Regions from separate parts of the Homo sapiens genome. Here region 1 is linked to region 2. Evidence: chromatin contacts called from ENCODE Hi-C or POLR2A ChIA-PET data. All regions are on one chromosome and are shown on one strand. The core of a region is the stretch at or near the end of the contact, and the rest is flanking DNA. Distances in the headings are between cores, read along the strand shown. Region 1 overlaps GNG7 (G protein subunit gamma 7). Region 2 overlaps GNG7 (G protein subunit gamma 7).

Region 1 (5,746 bases), core at 2,696-5,195, 36 kb after region 2:
AGACACGCAGGCACACGCAGGCACACACAGACATGCAGGCACACACAGGCACACGCAGACACGCAGGCACACGCAGGCACATGCAGACACGCAGGCACACGCAGACACACGCAGACAGGCAGGCACACGCAGACACGCAGGCACACGCACACGCAGGCACACGCAGACACGCAGGCACACGCAGGCACATGCAGACACGCAGGCACACACAGACATGCAGACACACGCAGGCACACGCAGACAGGCAGGCACACGCAGACACGCAGGCACACGCAGACACAGGCACACGCAGGCACACGCAGACACGCAGGCACACGCAGGCATACACAGACACACAGGCACATACAGACACACAAAGGCAGACACATGCAGACACAGGCACATGCAGGCAGACACACACATGCTCACACTCAGGTACACGCAGACATGCAGACACACACACAGACACACACAGACACATGCTCACACTCAGGTACACGCAGACATGCAGACACACACACAGACACACACAGAACCAGACACACAGATGCATGCAGACACACACAGACACATGCGGCACGGGCACGTGCTCCCAGAGCAGGAGTTGTGAGGCTGGCAGGCTCCAAGACTGAGTTTCCCAACCCACCGCAGTGGGGCGGCCTCGGATGACGTGCAGGCGTGCAGCCCGGACGGCCCCAGGGGACTGCAGCAAAAACAAACATGCCGGGTTGATTCCAGCAGAACCCTTCGACCCAGGCCTGCACACGGTGTGCTGGGAATCCGCCCTGGGTGGGGCTGACCCACTCCCTCCTAGAGTTCACCGTGGTCCCTGGATGCTTGCTGACCCCAGGGAGGACAGGGCGGGCCGCGGCAGGCGGGGGACGGGCACTGCAGCAGCTGGTGGCCACCCTCACACGTCTGGGAAACCAGGAACCCTTGGGAACTAAACTTGGTCTTTTTTATTTTATTATGTATTTATTTATTTATTTATTTAAGAAACAGGGGTCTTGCTTCACTGCCCAGGCTGAGTGCAGGGGTGCAATCACAGCTCAATGCAGCCTCCACCTCCTGGGCTCAAGCGATCCTCCCACCTCAGCCTCCTGAGTAGCTGGGACTACAGGTGCGTACCAGCCCATCTGGGTAATTTTTAAAACTTTTTTTTACAGATGGGGTCTCCCTGGGTTGCCCAGGCTGGTCTCAAACTCCTGAACGCAAGCGATCCTGCTGCCTCAGCCTCCTGAGTAGCTAAGATTACAGGAGTGCAGCATCACCCTGGCTAATTTTTAAAATTTGTTCTAAAGACAGGGTCTCGCTATGTGGCCCAGGCTGGTCTCAAACTCCTGGGCTCAAGTGATCCTCCCACCTCAGCCTCCCAAAGTGCCGGGATTACAGGCGTGGGCCTCTGTGCCCGGCCTGAATTTGCTCTTAAGTCATTCACGCTACGTGAGTCACCAGGGCTGTCCCGTGTGCAAAGTTCCAGTAAGTCTTTGTATTCCTGTTGGCAGGGTCAGGACAAGGTCCACCTCGCAAGCTGGGGCTGTGGGGCAGTGAGCTCAGTCTCTGTGTTGCGTAACCAATTGCCATCCATGTGGCGCCTTCCAACACACATCCACTTAGTACGTCACGGTTTGTGGGGTCAGGAGTCCGGGAACAGCCAAGCCAGGGCCTCTGTTCAGGGTACCCCCAGGGCTGCAGTCTGGGTGTTGGTTGGGGCTGCGTCTCATCCAAGGCTCGCCCGGGGAAGGCTCTTCATCCAGCATTCCCTCAGGCTGTTGGCACCATTTGCCTCCCTGTGGTTGTAGGACCGGGGTCCCTGTTTCCTTGCTGGCTGTTGCCTGGGGGACACTCCCAGCTCCTATGGGCCACCCTTGGGTCCTAGCTATCAGACCCTCCTCGGGCCTTCTCGCAATGCACCGCTCACTTCTTCACACCAGGAACCAGCAGGGGAGTGTCTTCCCACAACTCTGCTAAGCTAGAGTCTTCTGGGTGGGCGTGGTGGCTCACGCCTGTAATCCTAGCACTTTGGGAGGCTGAGGCAGGAAAATTGCTTTAAGCCAGGAGGCGGAGGTTGCAGTGAGCCGAGATCACGCCACTGCACTCCAGCCTGGGTGACAGAGCAAGATTCCATCTCAAAAAAAAAAAAAAAAAAAAAATCAGCGTAATATTTTACATATTATATATGCATGTAAGCATTTGCTACATATTTATATTGAGAAATAAATCTAAAAAGAAAATGTAGAACATCCCTATATAAAATGTTATGGTGTTATTTTCCTTTTTTTTTTTTTTTGAGATGAAGTCTTGCTGTCACCCAGGCTGGAATGCAATGGCGCAATCACAGCTCACTGCAGCCTCAACCTCCCAGGCTCCAGATCCTCCCACCTCAGCCCCTCGAGTAGCTGGGACCACAGGTGTGCACCACCACGCCCGGCTAATTCTTTTATTTTTTTGTAGAGACGGAGGTCTCGTTGTTGCCCAGGCTGGTCTTGAACTCTTGGGCTCAAGTGATCCTCCCACCTTGGCCTCCCAAAGTGCTGAGATTACAGGCGTGAGCCACCGCGCCCGGCTACGTGCTTGTCTTATTCAGCATTATGACATCATAGAGGGTGCTGATTCTTAGGGGCTTTGAGGGTCTCTGAGGGCTTTGAGGCTCAGAGATCTGCTGAGACACAGGTAGCGTAGGCAGAGCTGGGACAAATCCCCCGTTAGAGCCGGGGGCCCTCGGAGAACCCAATACGGGACCCAGAGGACCGAGGGCAGCCTAGTGCCAACTCCTGACTCGCCCTGTTCTCTACTATGTTAGGAAGCTATTTGCAGTTTTGTATTTGATAGAATCTCTTCCTGAATGCTTGCTCCGATCCTTTGTGGAATGAGGCAGAATATAAATAAATCAACAGAAAACGGTGCTCCAGCCACAAGCAAGAGACTGCCCGTCCTGCAGGGCCTAAGGAATTCACGAGCAACGCCCGCCCAGGGGCTGGGCTCAATGGCTGGCAGCCACAGGTTTCATCGCTAACCAGGCCGGAGAAGCTGGGCAGAAAAGCACCTGTTTGCAGCTTTTCAGCAGGACCTCTCCCCCTCAGCCCTGTGGACATTGGGGCTGGATCCTTCTCTCTGGGGTGGGGCCGTCCTGGGCACTGCAGGGTGCTGAGCAGCGTCTCTGGTCTCCACCCACTCCCTGCCAGGAAGCCCCCCAACACCCCGAGACCAAGAATCATCAGCTTCCAAATGTTAACATGCACAAGTAGGGAAACCGATGCTAAAGGATTTTAAGGTCACAGAGCTGGGAAGGGGTGGATCGGGGCCTCAAACCCCTGGCTCCCGGCCCCCCAGGGGCCGAGCTGTGGGGATGTGGATCCCAGACTGACCCCGGCATGGAAAACCACCAGCGTGGCCCGGCGCCAGACCTGCTTGTCTGTCGCTTGTCTGCGAGAGGCCAGGAAATGGCTGGGAGAGGGAGAGACGGTTAAACGAAAAAACATCCCAAGAATGCACATGGCTCGTCTCCGGCCCTGGCAGCCCGCCCCGCCGGTGCCTGCAGCAGAGGGTCCCGTGATTTGGGGCTCCGCCTCAGCATCTGCGGGATGGGTGCCCCCGGCCGGGCAGGTCCAGACGCCAAGGTCTGCACAGGGGTCACCCGGACACACCTGACTCGGACCATGTGGCTAAGTTTGTTTTGAAATTTCACTGCCCCAGCGTAACCCAGAGTCCAGGCCACGCCCAGCACGGCTGGCTCCCGTCCGGGTCTCTGTGTCCTGCAGCTCAGGGTGGCCAGGGCGGGCGGGCAGGAGGGCAGGCACCTGGCACCCACCCAGACCTGCGCCCTGGCCATCAGGCTGCCCCGGGAAGCCGGGCGACCGGGAAGATAGCAGAGTCAACAGGGCGGGTGCAGGAAAGGGCGCTCCCCATGCGAGCCTCTGAAGCCCTCGGCACACAGCCCTGGAGGCTGGGAATCCTTGAGCGTTTTCCTCTGAGGTCTCCAAGTGTTTATGGTAACAAGAGGAGGGAGGAGGGCGAGGGGACGGCCGCCGCTGGGCAGCAGCTCCGCCTGCTGGTCACCTTCCTCGGGGACATGCAAGGACAAGCTGCCGACGGAAGGGGCTTTGGCAGAAATGCGGGGAGCAGGGGACGCACCCCCACGGACAGGGGCTTTTCTGGTTGCCAAACGTGCAGACGACGGGCCTGACATCCCCATTTCCCAGGAACTCTGTGGATGGGTGTCCTGGGGCTGCCGTAAGAAAGTGCCACAAATGGGGGACTGGGAGGGGGTCTTAAAACCACAGACATGGATCCTCTCCCAGTTCTGGAGGCCAGAAGTCCAAAATCATGGGGTCTGCAAGCCTGTGCTCCCTCCAGAGGTTCCAGGGGAGAACGCTTTCTGCCTCCTCCAGTTCTGGGGGCGCAGGTGTCTCTCAGCTTGTGTCCTCCTCGGACACCTGGCCAGAATCCACTAGGACTTTAAAAAAAACCATTGCACCCCCCCAGTGCCATCCCAGAGGACCCACTCAATAAACACTGGAGCAACTCCCAGGGCAGGGGAATGCAGGTGTGCCCAGGGGTCAGGGCCCATACACGCAGCTGAGTGAGCCCTGCCAACCCTACCAGTCCCAGTCCTGGCCCCCGACATTGGTCCCGGCCTGGCCTGCTCACCCCTTCATGCCTCTCTGTCTAAGGGGCAGGGATAGGACGCAGCCCTGCTGCTCTCTGTCTGGTTCTATTTTTTTTTTTTTTTTTTTTTTGAGGCTGAGTCTCACTCTGTTGCCCAGGCTGGAGTGCAGTGGTGTGATCTCGGCTCACTGCAACCTCCGCCTCCTGGTTTCAAGAGATTCTCCTGCCTTGGCCTCCCAAGTAGCTGGGACTACAGGTGCACTCCACCATGTCCGGCTAATTTTTGTATTTTTAGTAGAGACGAGGTTTTGCCATGTTAGCCAGGCTGGTCTCGAACTCCTGACCTCAGGGGATCCACCTGCCTTGACCTCCCAAAGTGCTGGGATTGCAGGCATGAACCACCGTGCCCAGCTCTGTGCCTGGTTCTGTTTTATTTTATTTTAGAGACAAGGTCTTGCTGTTACCCAGGCTGGAGTGCAGTGGTGCAATCACAGCTCACTGCAGCCTCAAACTCTTGGCCTCAAGGGATCGTCCCCACTCAGCCTCCCAAGTAGCTGGGACTACAGGTGCCACCAAGCCCAGTTAATTTTTACATTTTTTTTTTTGAGACAGAGTCTTAGTCTGTCTCCCAGGCTGGAGTGCAGTGGTGCAATCACGGCTCACTGCAACCTCCCCCTCCCAGGTTCAAGCGATTCTCCTGCCTCAGCCTCCCGAGTAGCTGGGATTACAGGTGTGCACCACCACGCCCGGCTAATTTTTGTATTTTTAGTAGAGACAGGGTTTCACCATGTTGGCCAGGATGGTCTTGAACTCCCGATCCTAGATGCTCCACCCGCCTCAGCCTCCCAGAGTGTTGGGATTACAGGCGTGGGCCACTGCGCCCGGCCTCTGCCTGGTTGTTGAGGCAGAGACTGGTGTCTTCTTCCCTCGTCTTCCCCTCATATCAGGCCTCAAGAAAGACTTCCATGAACGCTGTGGGAAAATGCACTATGATGTCCCTCACTAGAAGTGCCTTCGCCGCAGGCCCAGCCTGAAAGTGATTAATCTCTGCTTCCTCCTCTCCCCTCCCCCAACAGAGTTTGTCTAAAAGTGCCCAGAGGCCTGGGTGACAGACTGATGGGGGGGGCCGCGGGGGTGGAGGGGTGATGGGGGTGGGGGG
Region 2 (6,667 bases), core at 3,478-5,977:
AGGATGGTCTCGATCTCCTGACCTCATGATCTGCCCACCTCGGCCTCCCAAAGTGCTGGGATTACAGGCGTGAGCCACGGCACCCAGCCCTAGATTGTTAAATAAATTATAATAAACTGTTAACTAATTTAGGTATTTAATACTTGTAGTTTAGTTAGTAATTTTTCATATATTGCATGTTCCTGTAAACAAATGAACTATAAACTGCGTTGCAAAGCAGATTATCTTCTGTTTTTTCCTTGCATAGTAATCAGAATTGAAATTTGTTTGTGACGACAATAAATTAAGGATATTTTCACAAACTGAGAAATAAACATATATACCAACTTTTTTTTTTTTTTTGGATGGTGTTTCCCTCTTGTCACCCAGGCTGGAGTACAAAGGCGTGATCTCGGCTCACTGCAACCTTTGCTTCCTGATTCAAGCGATTCTCCTGCCTCAGCCTCCCGAGCAGCTGGGATTACAGGTGTCCGCCACCACGCCTGGCTAATTTTTGTATTTTTAGTAGAGACGGGGTTTCACCATGTTGGCCAGGCTGGTCTCGAACTCCTGAACTCAGGTGATCTGCCCGCCTCGGCCTCCCAAAGCGCTGGGATTACAGGCGGGAGACACTGCGCCCGGCCATAAGCTCAATTTTAGACACATACGATATCCAATGGGGGATGGACACACACCTGACACGGTCCCAGTGGAGCCCTGAATGGACCTCTGTGCTGGAGGCTGGGTGTCGTCCCTCCCCCAGCTGCCCTGTCTCATTGGCCAAAGGGTTTAGGGAGAACAACCTAGAGGCCTTGCTCATCCAGTGGCCTAAAGTTCTGCATTCTAAATACACACCATCGCAGGAACTCACACCTCTCCTTTCTCCTTCCTGCCTCCCTCCCTTCTTCTTTCTCTCTCCCTCTCCTTCCTTCCTTCCTCCTTCCCTCCCTCCCTCTTTCTCTTTCTTTCTTCTCTCTCCCTCTCCTTCCTGCCTTCCTTCCTTCCTCCCTCCCTCCTTCTCTCTCTCTTTCCTTCCTTTTTTCTTTCTTCTTTCTTTCTCTTTCTCTCTGGCTCTCCCTCCCTCCCTCCCTCCCTTCCTTCCCTCCTCCCTCCCTCTCTCTCTCTCTCTGTTTCTTTCTCAATTTCTTTCTTTTCTTTTCTCCTTCCTTCCTTCCGTCTCTCTCTCTCTTTCTTTCTTTTTCTTCTCTGAGAAGGGGTCTTACTCTGTTGCCCAGGCTAGAGTACAGTAGTGTGATCCCACCTCACTGAAAACTTGAACTCCTGGGCCTAAGCCGTTCTCCTGCCCCAGCCTCCCAAGTAGCTGGGACCACAGGCACACACCACCATGCCCCCCTAATTTTTTAATTTTTTGTAGAGATGGGGGTCTCACTATGTTGTCCAGGCTGGTTTTGATCTCCTGGCCTCCGGTGATCCTCCTGCCTCAGCCTCCCAAAGTGCTGGGATTACAGACGGAGCCTCCACACTCGGCCTGTGCTCTAAGACTGATTCTTGCCGGGACCCTTAGCCCGACGGCGTGCCCAGCCTGTGCAGAGGGTGGGTGCGTGGGCCCCTGCTCGGGGGTGGGTGGGCTGAATCCAGGTGTCCTGGGCTGTAAAGCCAAGAAGCAGACAGCAGGCCTGGGGTGGTTGGAGATTTTGCGGGGACCCTGGGGGCGCTGAGGCTGGAGCATCCCGAGAAGTCCAAACCTGCCTGGCCTGTCTCTGCCGAGCAGACAGCGAGGCCCGCCGGGCAGCGGGACAGACTGGCTTCCCTCCTCCCGGGGAGACCTGCCGGAGCAAACCCAGCTCCTTTTTTAGGTCTGTGATGCCACGGCCACTCTTGGAGGTGTTTTCCAGCTGCACAGGAAGCCGTGACAGCGAGACCCAGAGAGGCTGGCGGTGGCTCTGAATTCCAAGCATAGTTCTCATAGTTGGGAAAGTGCCACTCCCGGCTCGATAAACCGACCAGGAGCCGCCGCCGCCAGGGCCATCTTCTCACCAGCAGGGAGAGAGCATGCAGCCGGTGGAGGCTTCTGAGAGCTGGCCGGGGCGGCCTGCGTAAAAGGACAGGAATGTCAAGAATGCACCCGGCCTGGCAGAGACAGGGACTTTACCGAGCGGCTCCTGGGCCTGGCGGCCAGAGAGGCGAGGGAGCGGGAGCTACCGAGGGTTCCTCCATCGGCAGGGAAGGTCCTGAGTCCCCCAGACCCTGTTAAAAGAGGCTGATCAGGTTGGGTGCGGTGGCTCGTGCCTGTAATCCCAGCACTTTGGGAGGCTGAGTCAGGAGAATTGCTTGAGGCCAGGAGTTCAAAGCCAGCCTGGGGCAACACAGTGAGACCCTGTCTCTAAAATAAAAAAATAAAAATAAATGTTCTTGGGGAAGCGAAGCCGAATTTCAGGAGAACATAATGAGGGTGCAGTGAGCTGGGATGGCACCACTGCACTCCAGCCTGGGCAATACAGCGAGACCCTGCCTCTAAGTAAAAAAATCAAGGCCGGGGGCAGTGGCTCACGCCTGTAATCCCAGCAGGTTGGGAGGCCGAGGTGGGTGGATCACGAGGTCAGGAGTTCGAGACCAGCCTGGCCAAGATGGTGAAACCCCGTCTCTACTAAAAATACAAAAAACAAAAAAATTAGCCTGGCATGGTGGTGGGCACCTGTAATCCCAGCTACTCAGGAGGCTGAGGCAGGAGAATCGCTTGAACCTGGGAGGCGGAGGTTGCAGTGAGCCGAGATCACGCCACTGCACTCTAGCCTGGGCGACACAGCAAGACTCCATCAAAAAAAAAAAAAAAAATTAAAAGGTAAGCTGGGTGTGGTCGCACAAGCCTGTAGTCTCAGCTACTCCGGGAGGCTGAGGCGGGAGGATGGCTTGAGGCCAGGAGTTTGAGGTTGCAGTGAGCTAGGGTTTCACCATTGCACTCCAGACTGGGGGACAAAGTGAGACTCTGTCTCAAGAAAATAAAAATAAAATAAGAAAGGCTGATCAGGGCCGAGGGCTGAGATGGGAAGAAATGGTGCTTCTGTACCCAGTGCTGCTGGGCCTCCTGTCTGGGGCTGGCTGCAGGGCGGCCCTTCCAAAGAGCTCCCTGTGGCAGGTGCACAGTCGGGCCTTGGCTAGGCTCATGGGAGGCAGCGCTGTGTGTTCTTTTTTTTTTTTTTTTTTTTTTTTTGAGATGGAGTCTTGCTCTGTCACCCAGGCTGGAGTGCAATGGCGTGATCTCGGCTCACCGCAACCTCCGCCTCCCAGGTTCAAGTGATTCTCCTGCCTCAGCCTCCCGAGTAACTGCGATTACAGGCGCTCACAACCACATCCAGCTAACTTTTGTATTTTTTAGTCGAGACGGGGTTTCACCATGTTGCCCAGGCTGGTCTTGAACTCCTGGCCTCAAGCAATCCACCCACCGCGGCCTCCCAAAGTGCTGGGATTACAGGTGCGAGTCACCGCGCCTGGCCTGGGGTGGGTTTTTTCATTTGTGCACTGAATGTTTATTACTGACAGCCAGCAAGGAAAGGGGGACTGCGCCCTACGACTGCAAGGAAGTGAATTCAGGAAGAACCTGAATGAGCTGGGGACGACAACTGGAAGCTTCGCGTCAGACAGCAGGCGGCTCACGTTTCAGTTTCAGCCTGGGAGACCCTGGGCAGAGGACGTCATTGCACCATGACCTCCAGAACTGTAAGCTCAGGCAGGCGTGTTGCTCTAAGCCACCACATATGCAGTAGTTTCTTATGCAGTGTAAGGAGCTGATACGCAAGGCCAGGATGGGACTGGTTGGGGTCTCCAGGCTGGAGGGCCCCCCGGTGAGCAGGCATGGGGTCCCACAGCCCAGGACAGCTTCAGCTCTTATTTGCCATCTGCTGCTGCTAGGTGTTAGACGCTGGACTGAGCATGCTGCACACATCATCTCTGCTGTTTTCCTTTTTTTTTTTTTTTTTTGGTGGTTTTTGTTTTGTTTTGTTTTGTTTTTGAGGCAGAGTCTCGCTCTGTCACCCAGGCTGGAGTGCAATGACGCCATCTCGGCTCCCTGCAACCTCCGCCTCCCAGGTTCAAGTGATTCTCCTGCCTCAGTCTCCCGAGTAGCTGGGATTACAGGCATCCACCACCACACCAGGCTTATTTTTTATTTTTATTTTTTTGTAGAGACAGGGTTTCACCATGTTGGCCAGGCTGGTCTCAAACTCCTGATCTCAAGTGATCCACCTGCCTTGGCCTCCCAAAGTCCTGGGATTCCATGTATGAGACGCCGTGCCTGGCCTCCTTTTTTTTTTTTTTTTTGACACAGGGTCTTGCTCTGTCACCCAGGCTGGAGTGCAGTGGTGCAATCACAGCTCACTGCAGCCTTGACCTCCTGGCCTCCAGAGATCCTCCCACCTCAGCCTTCTGAGTAGCTGGGACTACAGGTGTGCACCACCATGCCCGGCTAATTTTTAATATTTTTTCTTTTAGAGCTGGGGCCTCACCGTATTGCTCAGGCCAGTCTCAAACTCCTGGGCTCAAGCAATCCCTCTGCTTCGGCCTCCCAAAGTGCTAGGATCCCGGGCATGAACCCCCGCTCCCGGCCTGCAATTTTTCTTTTCACAGCCCTGAGATGAGGGTGCAGCATTAAAACCCGTGCAGAGGGTGGCTGCTTCTCCATGAGCCGAGCAAACCGTCCTCCCATGGCTGCTTCCTGTAAACCGGCTCCTAAGGCCAGCGGGCGTTTGCTCTCCTGACGGCACAGGAAGTCAGGCTCAGCGAATTCCAGCTCAGAGCGGGCTCTGGCGGCTTCCAGGCAGCTCCACAATGAGGCGGCTGCGCTTTTCCAGTCTGCTCATCAAAGCAGAGCCAGCCTTGTGTGGCGCGGCGTGCCGGGGTGAGTCAGCCCCGGGGGAAGGTGGCCTTGAAGGCGGGAGGGGCGGCCGGCCTGCAGCAGCAACGTGAGAACAGAAGCAACCTTCATCTGGCTCTAAAACTTCCAGAACCAGTAGCTTTATAGCTCGCAGAGCTCCTGGACTCTTTCCTCCTGGGGGTCTGGCAATCCCCCACCTCTCACCCCTCCAAACCTCTGCCTGCCTCGAAAAAGGAAAGAAAAATAAACCCCAAGCAACAAAACCAGCAACCAGATTTGGCAGGAGGGGAGACAATGCTTGGAGTGGAAACGTCAGCCCTTCCCCGTGGAGGGATGACTGCTTCTGAGAACACAGTGTTCAGAGACAAGAGAGACAGGGTGTTATGTTTAGAGAGGAAAAGATCCAAACCCAAACAAAATGGAACAGTAGTTTGGGAGAGAAGAGAAGGCTCCGAGGCACTGTGAGGAACAAGTCGCCTTCGTACAGTGGCTGGGGCAGCTGGGTTTGCAGAGAGCTGTGTCCCTGGGCACCTGCGTCAATGTGCACATCTGCACGCCTGCTGTGGGCACGAGGGCCTCAGCCATGAGCACCCCCGGGAGCCATGAGGACCTCAGTGCATCTCACAGAAGCCCCTGAGGACAGTGTGCAGTGGCGCGATCTCGGCTCACTGCAACCTCCGCCTCCCGGGTTCAGGAGATTCTCCTGCCTCAGCCTCCTGAGTAGCTGGGGTTATAGGCGCCCCCCACCCCCACCACGCCCAGCTAATTTTTGCATTTTTAGTAGAGATGGGGTTTCACCATGTTGGCCAGGTTGGTCTCAAACTCCTGACCTCAGGTGATCTGCCCACCTTGGCCTCTCAAAGTGCTGGGATTTTAGGCATGAGCCACCGTGCTGGGCCAACAGTGGCTCTTAATTGGGGGGGTGGGTGATTCAGCCCCGCCAGGAAACCCTGGGCGATGCCTGAGACATCTGTGGTTGTCGGGGTTGGGGGAGCTCCTGGCATGGAGTGGGTGGAGGCCAGGGGCGCTGCTCAGCAACCGTAAGTGCCCAGCACAGCCTCACCCCAGAGAAGGATCTTACCCCACTGTCCACAGTGCTGAGGGAGAAGACCCTGAGTTAATTATTTGGGGAAAATGGGGTTCAATCCCTACCCACACTAGAATAAGCTCCCAACGGGATGGATGGTGTGAACCAGGGGGACCCCCAACTCCTGGGATTCACCTCCTCTCTCCCTCCCAGCTCGGTGTGGATTTCATTGTGTGCAGCCTCCTGGGACCTCAGCACAGCAGAGGATCATGGGACGCAGAGTCTCTTGGGGGTCCGTGGAATCCCCTATCCCTGGGGGTTTCACCTAGAGGTAATTCCGTCCCCCAGGGGACCCTGGGCGCTGTCTGGCGACATCTGTGGTTGTCGTAACTGGGGGGTGCTCCTGGCATGGAGTGGGTGGAGGCCAGGGATACTGCTCAGCACCCTGCAGTGCCCAGGACAGGCCCACCTCAGAGAACAATCTGGCCGCCATGTCTACAGTGCCTAGGGGACCCTGGTTTAGACTCTGCAGAAAGGTGCACACATAGGCCGGGCACGGTGGCTTATGCCTGTATTTCCAGCACTTTGGGAGACCGAGGCGGGCGGATCACTTGACGTCAGGGGTTCGAGACCAGCCTGGTCAACATAGTGAAACCCCATCTCTACTAAAAAAAAAATCAAAATTAGCTGGGCATGGTAGCGCATGCCTGTAATCCCAGCTACTCAGGAGGCTGAGGCAGGAGAATTGCCTGAACCTGGGAGGCAGAGGTTGCAGTGAGCCAAGATTGCGCCACTATACTCCAGCCTAAGCAACAAGAGCGAAACTGTCT

The links. Hi-C counts contacts between places; a loop is a spot of excess contacts on that map. ChIA-PET counts read pairs that join two places held with the same protein, here RNA polymerase II (POLR2A). Pooled maps may share reads with other maps.
Region 1: a map of tibial artery shows a loop between it and region 2 (13-fold over the local background). The contact joins two enhancer-like sites. A Hi-C loop is called at or near these places in 56 of 168 maps with a recorded cell type or tissue (CD8-positive, alpha-beta T cell, Caco-2, Calu3 and 34 more) and 38 of 50 pooled maps. POLR2A ChIA-PET finds 5 or more read pairs at or near these places in 31 of 52 experiments (A549, A673, AG04449 and 26 more).

The regions. Positions count from the first base shown.
Region 1 is chr19:2,575,591-2,581,336 of GRCh38, forward strand. The region is part of intron 2 of GNG7 (G protein subunit gamma 7); the gene reads right to left. Among named protein-coding and RNA genes, the nearest start is that of MIR7850, 52 kb to the right of the region's middle. RefSeq lists enhancers at 1-228, 1,378-1,522, 3,821-4,115, 3,934-3,983, a cis regulatory region at 1,444-1,457 and a silencer at 3,821-4,115. Within about 2 kb of position 3,946, at least 32 of the 41 ENCODE cell types and tissues checked have a DNase peak (open chromatin) inside an H3K27ac peak, as active enhancers do; they include HCT116, IMR-90, PC-3 and 16 more, where a contact is called at or near this core.
Region 2 is chr19:2,538,982-2,545,648 of GRCh38, forward strand. The region is part of intron 3 of GNG7 (G protein subunit gamma 7); the gene reads right to left. It also overlaps the pseudogene ELOCP28. Among named protein-coding and RNA genes, the nearest start is that of GADD45B, 66 kb to the left of the region's middle. RefSeq lists enhancers at 1,768-2,587, 4,228-5,047, 4,682-4,741, 5,048-5,867, 5,868-6,667 and 3 more and a silencer at 5,232-5,321. Within about 2 kb of position 4,728, at least 34 of the 41 ENCODE cell types and tissues checked have a DNase peak (open chromatin) inside an H3K27ac peak, as active enhancers do; they include HCT116, IMR-90, PC-3 and 16 more, where a contact is called at or near this core.